Linked DNA regions of Mus musculus: all the other regions are linked to region 3. The links are chromatin loops, found by intact Hi-C in ENCODE. Cell type or tissue: gastrocnemius. All regions are shown on one strand.

Region 1 (2,500 bases), 240 kb before region 3:
AGAATCTGGCTTCCATCTCTGCCGTACGGATTGTGTTTTGCTGTGAGTTACTACTGTCTGGTGATGGTGTCTGAGCAATCCAACAAGGTTTAGAACGTGGAGATGATAAAAGTGCCTTGGCTTGAAGGCTTGAGAAGGGCAACTGCTCAGTGAAGCATCAAAATCAATCTGGGAGAGGCTGGAAATCAGAGCAGAGAGCTTAGTCTTGGAATGCTTATCGATCAGTGAGGCAAAGGGTGGTTCTGATGCTCAAAGGATAAGCAATGAGTTGAATCGTGTGTTTGACATCCCTTGCAGGCTAATGGCATAAAACCTGAGTTTGGGATGGTGGCCATAGCCTGTATAAACTCCCTACAACTGGTATGGGACTCTGGGTAGCTGAATTTCAGAAGTGAGAGCAAACTGAATGTATAGTCAGCCCTGACAGGACTTCAGACAAGATATATAAATTCTCTGAAGTTTCCAAATCAACTCAGTATGGCTTGTGGCTTCTCCCAGTTCTCACAGAAGCACAGGAGAAACCTGGGCTTAGTTGGGTTCAGCAGTGAATTCTATCAAGTGCTAGAGGGAGAACTCACACATGGCTGGTGCAAACCTCCAGAATACAGAAAACAGAAGCATTCTCAGCGCCCCCCCCCCAACAACAGCGAGGTAATTATATTAGACAAGGACACCGTGAGAAAAGAAATTTGCTGCCAATGTCATTTACGAAAACAGATGTCAAGGTAAAGAGCAACGTATTAACAAATAAGGTCTAACAAAAAATGAAAAGGCTAATGTATCAGATTTCTGTCAGGAGCGTGGGGATGCTTTTATATTTGATAACAAGGGGGAACATCCTATGCCTGTATTAACTGCTGAAGCCGTTGCTCAAACATACATTTTTTAAAGTTAGCAATTTAGGAATATCTTCTCTTTTTAAAAATTGCATTTATTGAGTGTGTATGTATGTGCATGTATGTCTGCATACATATACAGAGAACAGCTCTCTGCCATATGGGACCTAGGATCAAACTCATATTATCAGATTTGGCAGCAAGGGCTTTTAACCTCCCTGGCCCCTGTCTAGGAATACAGGAACTTCCCTAATGAGATAATGACACCTCCAAATTAATATCAGTACACTGCTGAAAATGTTCCTTTAGAGAATAGGGGCAAGAAAAGGAAGCCTATGGTTGTGACTATATCCACAGATGGACTGATTGAGCCTGTATAGTAAAGCTATATAGGGAAGGTATATCAATCAGAAATGAGCCAATTAAACCATAAAATTAAATGCAGAAGTCTTTCTAAAATAAGCGACTTCCCAAATCAGTTTGGGTTGAAACACTTGTTTCACAATAGGACACAAATTATTTTATCTATCTATCTATCTATCTATCTATCTATCTATCTATCTATCTATCTATCTATTTTGATGTTTTGAGAGAAAGTCTCATTATGTGGTCTTAGCTGGCCTAGAAGTCTCTATACAGAGCAGACTGTATAGAGATGGGCTGTATTGAGCCCACAGAGATCTGTCCTGCCTGTCTTTCCAAGTGCAGCCATTAGAGGCATGCTTCTCCATGCCTGGTATATAAGAGAATACATATTATATGCAGGATTTTAAAAACTCTTCTGGGGAGATTTTTGTCAAGTTATGTAACAAATAACTATAAGTTTGCTTCTCAAATGCTGCTCTAGCCTCTGAAGACAGCAATGACAAGAACAAAAAAGAAGACATTTTCATTTTGGTTAGAGAAACCAACAATAAGCAAGAAATCAAAGCATACCCTGTACAGACATGCAGTATGATAGTTAGACATGCCATTTGATAGTACAGACATGCAGTATGATAGTTAGACATGCCATTTGATAGCATTTTGGTCAACGGTGGACCATATACACAATGTTGGTACCGTAAAGTATAGAACATCGTGACATCATAGCTAGTTTGGTTTGTATAAAAACTCTGTGATGCTCACACAATGATAAACATACTGAACAATGTATTTCTTTTTTTTCCATTTTTATTAGGTATTTAGCTCATTTACATTTCCAATGCTATACCAAAAGTCCCCCATAGCCACCCACCCCCACTCCCCGAACAATGTATTTCTAAGGAAATGTCCTGACTGTTACGTAGCACATGACTGTCATTTCAAGTGACAAAACAGAATGGGGCTGGAGAGTATTGAGAGAGAAAGATGACTTTAGAAGATGGAAAGGAGATCTTTTCTGAGGAGGAGTATATGAGTGAGCCATGTCTGAAGAATTCAGGTTATATGCCAAGACCATAGCCCTTTCTTTCGTTAAACTAATTGACCTACTTCTTTGAAAATAGTGGGCCCATCCCTCAATCATAAAGCACTTCAATAATGTGGTTTTATATCCAGTGATCATAAGAATTCTTTAAAAAATTGGAATAATTTTAATGACTTGTAAGTAATTGGGGATTTACAAACCATAAAATGATCCTTTGATGCTTGCTCTCATCTCCCATGTCCTATCATCTCATGGA
Region 2 (2,500 bases), 370 kb before region 3:
GAAGCTCTATGGAGTCAGGGCTAGGATTGTGTCACTTCCCGTCATGTATTATGTTGAAGCATTGAAACAAGCTAACCGTACAAAGCATGGGAGAACAGCATCTTAGGATGATGGAACAGCATGGGGAGGCCCCGAAAGCAGGACCATGAATTCCAGTGATTGAAATGAAGTTAGGTAGCAGAAGCCCAGCAAGAAAAGACAGGATTGAGATAAAGTTGCCAGAGGACAACAAACCAAACTGTATGGGCTAAGAGGTAGATGGGGTTGTTGCCATTTTTAGGTGAGGGAGACATCCTGTCGTCGGAGTTTGTGTCTCAGAATGCCATCCCTGTCTATGTTGTGAAGAATCAGTGAAAGAGGAAGCCTCTGGGAGCAATCTGCCATGATGCAAGAGTGACCCGGAGGGGGGTTTTGGTAATTAAGACTGAGTGTGGTACAGAGTGGGCGGGAAGGAATCAAGGTCTCCTCCCAGATCCCTGACTGTCCACAGCGAGGAGGGCAGGGGTAGAAAACCTATTTTGGATGTGAGGAACTGGAGGGTATGTGGAGCTGGTGTGGGTGAATCCCTGGGTTAATGAATGGCCACGGTGGGACCCTGCTGTGTGAAGAAGTGCAGCTTACTCCCTGTGCTAAGTCAGAGAGAGCAGTGGAAGTCTGAAGAGAAAAAGAGAAGGGTTTTCATTGCCAGCATGCAGTCAGAGAGAGGACCCTGTGCGGTCAGTCAGCTGACTGACCAGGAGCCAGAGGGGAGGGACAATTTAGAGCCAAGAACAGAGGGTACTTCAAGAAGGAGGCCCACAGGATGGAACACAAGGAACAATCACGTCAGAGGCTGCAGAAGTGTCTGCCACACACACACACACACACACACACACACACACACACACACACACATCCTGCAGAGCATGACGAGAGCCATTTTAGTGTCACTGAAAGACCAAGGCCAAGGTGTCGTGAGGGAAGAATGGAGGGCAGGCAGGTTTGGAGACAACTTGCACAAATTCTTTCAGCAGGTTTTCAAAGGAAAGAAGCACAGAAAATAATAATCCAAGGAATGCCAGGAGAGTTCTTTTTATAGATGGAGAGGTGAGAGACTGTCTGGGTACCATTGAGGATGACCTAGCAGGAGGGTATCCCAGATGAGACCCACTGTGAGACTGGGAAGGGAGGAGAGAGAACACTGGGCTCAGAGGGAGGAGGCAGGTGCTTGGGGCTGGGGACCCCCACCAAGGACAGGGTCCAGCTGGGTTTGTGGAACTCAGTGGTAGACTTGTTTGATGCTATCTTCTCGATGGACTACAACACAGTGTAAAGGATGTGGGTGTGAGAGGTGAGTCAGAGGCACATGGCTTTACTTGCTGGCCACACCCTCTCTCTGTTGTATGTCGCTCTGAAGAAAGGGCAGGGAGAAAGGGGGGGGAGGTACCTGGAGTTCTTGTCTGTGGAGGAGGTTATTTTAAAAGAAAGTCACCTGAATTTAGCTAACAAACAGGAAATCACCTTATTGGTGACTTAGGTGGGATTTTTACATGGTTTTTACATAGTACTAACTTGTGGACACTAGAGGGCAGCATTGTTGAAAGAAAAAAAATCCCGCCACATTGTTTTACTTGTAAATTATGGAAATTCATTTTATTTATCTATTTTGACCTTGATAGAGAAATCTAAGTGTAAGATTTTAAAATAAAAGTGATCATATTATTTGCTTATGTATGTATGTATATATGTGTGTTTGTGCCTGTGCCATAGTAGCTGGTGAAGGTCATAGGTCAGTTCTCCCTTTCCACCACATATGAGTCCTATGGATGGAACTTGCAGTAAGAACCTTTATTTACTGAGCCATCTTGACAGCTCACAGAATGCAGTTAAAGGACAATAGAATGAATATTCAAGGTGCTACGTTCATACTCTGAGAAAGAACACTCAGAAATGTGGTAAAGTCTGCCTGTCCAGGACTGATCCTGGCTCTCCCTGTCAGGCTGGGGCGCTGGCATGAATATCTTAGAAACTTGGCCTAGTTGATTCTCATACACAGCCTGGGGTAAGAAGCCCTTTACTTGTAGCTCTGGTCCCTAAGTGCAGCGTCTAGGCAACAGCTGTGTAGCAGCCGGGGACTTACTACAAATGTACAGCCTGGAGTCCTGCCTTGAGACCTGCTTTGAGTCCTGCTTTGAGGGGACTGCAAGTCATGTGGCAGAGTCCACATGAACTCTGCCCCCTGAACTTTGAGGACCACTCACTGTGTGCTTCCCAAGCAGGCCATCTCAAGGGCGAAGTTCTCCATGCTCCTCTTCCACGGTCTTCTCCCCAATGCTTTATGTAACCTTCGCTTTAGCTATTTGCCTCAGTTCTTATGCAAGTGGAGAGTAAGGTGAACACACGTACACACCCATACACTGACATGCGTCAGATCGCCTGAAGAAGCTGCAGAAAGACCTAGTTCTGAATCTCAGCTTCCTTTAATGAGACTTTATGCCCCGTCTCTTCTTCCCATTTTCTT
Region 3 (2,500 bases):
CTTTAACCACCAGGTTATTCCTTCTTTTCTATCACATTTATTATAATATTCCTCCAGTTATATTTTTAATTGGGTTGTAAGAAAGTAGACGTCAATGGGGTTTCTTATCTACCTTCCTTTTAATTAACCCTCTACCTGCACATCTCGATTTTCCCTGGACTTCTGTTGTTCTTCCTGTATAAGCTTCCCCATGCCCAGTATTCCACTTCTCTACTTTCTTTTCATCTGAAACCCTCCTTTAACATGGCTCTTTCCCAGAGGTTCTTTTCTGGCTTCCCAGATATATGCTTCAAGTTTAACACACACAGGGAAAACAGGTTGCATTTGTCTTTCTGCACTTGAGATACCGTATTCAGTATGTTTCCTTTGTTGTTATTGTTTTATCCATTTACCTGCAAATTTCAGGATTTCATTTTTCCTTACAGTTGAGTAATATTTCATTGTGTATATGTGCCTCATTTCTCTTATTCAGTCACCCGTGGATAGATATATTGATTGCACTTCTAAACTATTGTAGAGTGTCAATGGAGTAGAATCAGCAGTTGTTATTTTGCCAAATGGCAATGCTCTCAAATTGTCTTCTAAATATGTATAGTTACACTTATAAACCTGTGCCATTTTCAGACTGGACAGAGACGCTTCTTGTTGCAGAGAATAGTGGTCTATGAAGAGATGCATAATTTGTGAAAGCACTGAAAATAAGAGATGGGATGTTTAATCTGAATGGGATATCTCTATTAGCCCCTGTTCCTGCCAACACTCAAAGAACATTGTGGAAGAGAAGGCAGAAAGAATGGGAAAGACAGAGGTTGGGGAAGAGTGCTGGGAAAGGTTTCTGCCCATGCTATTGTACTCATGAACTCACGGCAGCCAAGGTTGTCTGCACAAGACCTGCATAAGAGCAAGCCAACCAAACCCCAGCTTAGCTGGAGGAGGAGCTCTCAACACCTTACTTCTTACTGAGAAGCCACTGTTCGTCCATAGCTGCTCAGAGGGGCAAAACCATTCTTTTATGAGCTGTGTTTTATGTTCTGTATTTTGTGTTTTCTTTTGTTTTGTTTTTACAACTAAGAAGGTGTTTCATGATCCAGTGCATGGCTCCATATGCATGTCCATATGTGTAGCACTAATTGGATCCAGAGAGTAGTAGACAAAGGGAAAAAAGGTGGGGGGAGGGAGATGAGTTTGGGAGGGGACATGTTGAAGGAAATATAGAAGGAGTTGAAAGATAGAAATTCAGAGAGTAGATATGATATTATTGTATTGTTTATGTGTATGAAATTCCCTAGAATCAAAAATCTTAAAAATTAAAATTAAAATAATAAAACTTCTAACTGGGTTAGGCTACAATAAATCTGCTACGGCAACTGGGCTTCCAAGAGGATGCCAGACATAATGTTAGCTTTTTTTTTCTCACTATGAAAAATGTCCTGTTGACACAATCAGGTAACGCTATTGATTCTGATGAAAAGCAGCCTGCTAGCTTCATTACAAGGAATGAAAAAGCTTCCTTTTCTTTGTGAAATAGCACACCCTACTGACATCCACAAGCACTGAAGGGAAATTCAGAAGTGTTTGGTAGGGGAGGCAGTGGAAACAATCTTTTGGTCTATGGTTGCTCCATTGTCAAGAAAACCAGGTTCCAAAATACCTGTTGTGTTCAGAGGAGCAACTTCCACATGAGAAAATATGGTTCATGTAACTCAGTCTTACTCTTAAGCTTTGAATCTGATATTTTCATCAAGGCAGCCTTTACCCTAGAAAATCACAGTGGAAATTTCAAAACAAATTGGAATTTCAGCTCTCAATATTCTGAGCTGCAATCATACTCAGGTTCTGGGGCATTTCTTATTTAAAGTGACACTGCCAAGCCGTATTTGTTTTAGAATGTCCGTTCCATTCCCTAGGCAATAAGCACGTGGTTCAGCACTGAACAGGCCACTTTGCTCTGCCTTTCAGGTCCACTACCAGCAGCCTATTCAGATTTTAAATCACATACATTCCCAGCCTCATCCATCTCAGTGCCATCTCTGTCCCTCCAGAAATGTTGCAGGAGAGACACAGCCTGAGGCTCAGGGAAATCAGCACAGGCCCCAGGACTGACCCAAATTAGACCAGCCTAAAATAAATCATGTCAGCGTGTCTTAATATGACTCCTGCACAGGCAGTATTTTCTAGGCTATTGTTTTGTAGACGTGGCCATAGCTCCTTTAAGCAGGTTGGAATGTGCCAAGCATCCCATGGAAAGAACAGGCCATGGGAACATGTAAAGAAATGTACGAAATATGAGGGTACAAGGAAGACAATGGTGAGTTCTATTTTAATACAAAATAAATACTTTTCCCCAGTACCTCAGCCCTGCAATCTTATGGAAAGCAGAACAGATTACCTTCCTGGTGCCTTCTATAAGCCCTCAGTGTAAATGCTATTTTCCCATAAGGGTTTGTTCCTTTTGTTTTATAGAGTAGGAGGCTATAAGAGAAGAAAGGGGGAGAGGCTG

Evidence for each region. Hi-C counts contacts between places; a loop is a spot of excess contacts. Peaks named below come from ENCODE experiments on the same cell type or tissue, not always from the same donor. Only the 100,000 strongest peaks of a DNase experiment are listed, where the experiment ranks them.
Region 1: a loop joins it to region 3, with 2.3 times the contacts of the local background. A loop is called at or near these places in 5 of 42 quality-filtered maps.
Region 2: a loop joins it to region 3, with 3 times the contacts of the local background. A loop is called at or near these places in 14 of 42 quality-filtered maps.

The regions. Positions count from the first base shown.
Region 1 is chr3:65,219,517-65,222,016 of GRCm38, reverse strand. The region is part of intron 1 of Kcnab1 (potassium voltage-gated channel, shaker-related subfamily, beta member 1); the gene reads right to left. The region is part of intron 3 of A330015K06Rik (RIKEN cDNA A330015K06 gene); the gene reads left to right. Among named protein-coding and RNA genes, the nearest start is that of Gm52605, 55 kb to the left of the region's middle. In gastrocnemius, a CTCF peak has its summit at 1,539; no DNase peak of the experiment used is centred here.
Region 2 is chr3:65,351,741-65,354,240 of GRCm38, reverse strand. The region is part of intron 8 of Kcnab1 (potassium voltage-gated channel, shaker-related subfamily, beta member 1); the gene reads right to left. Among named protein-coding and RNA genes, the nearest start is that of A730090N16Rik, 3.6 kb to the right of the region's middle. In gastrocnemius, a CTCF peak has its summit at 1,555 (motif pointing right); DNase peaks (open chromatin) are centred at 1,263 and 1,534; H3K27ac peaks cover 537 bases.
Region 3 is chr3:64,983,586-64,986,085 of GRCm38, reverse strand. It overlaps a transcript of Kcnab1 not described here. Among named protein-coding and RNA genes, the nearest start is that of Gm25222, 90 kb to the right of the region's middle. In gastrocnemius, a CTCF peak has its summit at 1,534; no DNase peak of the experiment used is centred here; H3K4me3 peaks cover 599 bases; H3K27ac peaks cover 986 bases.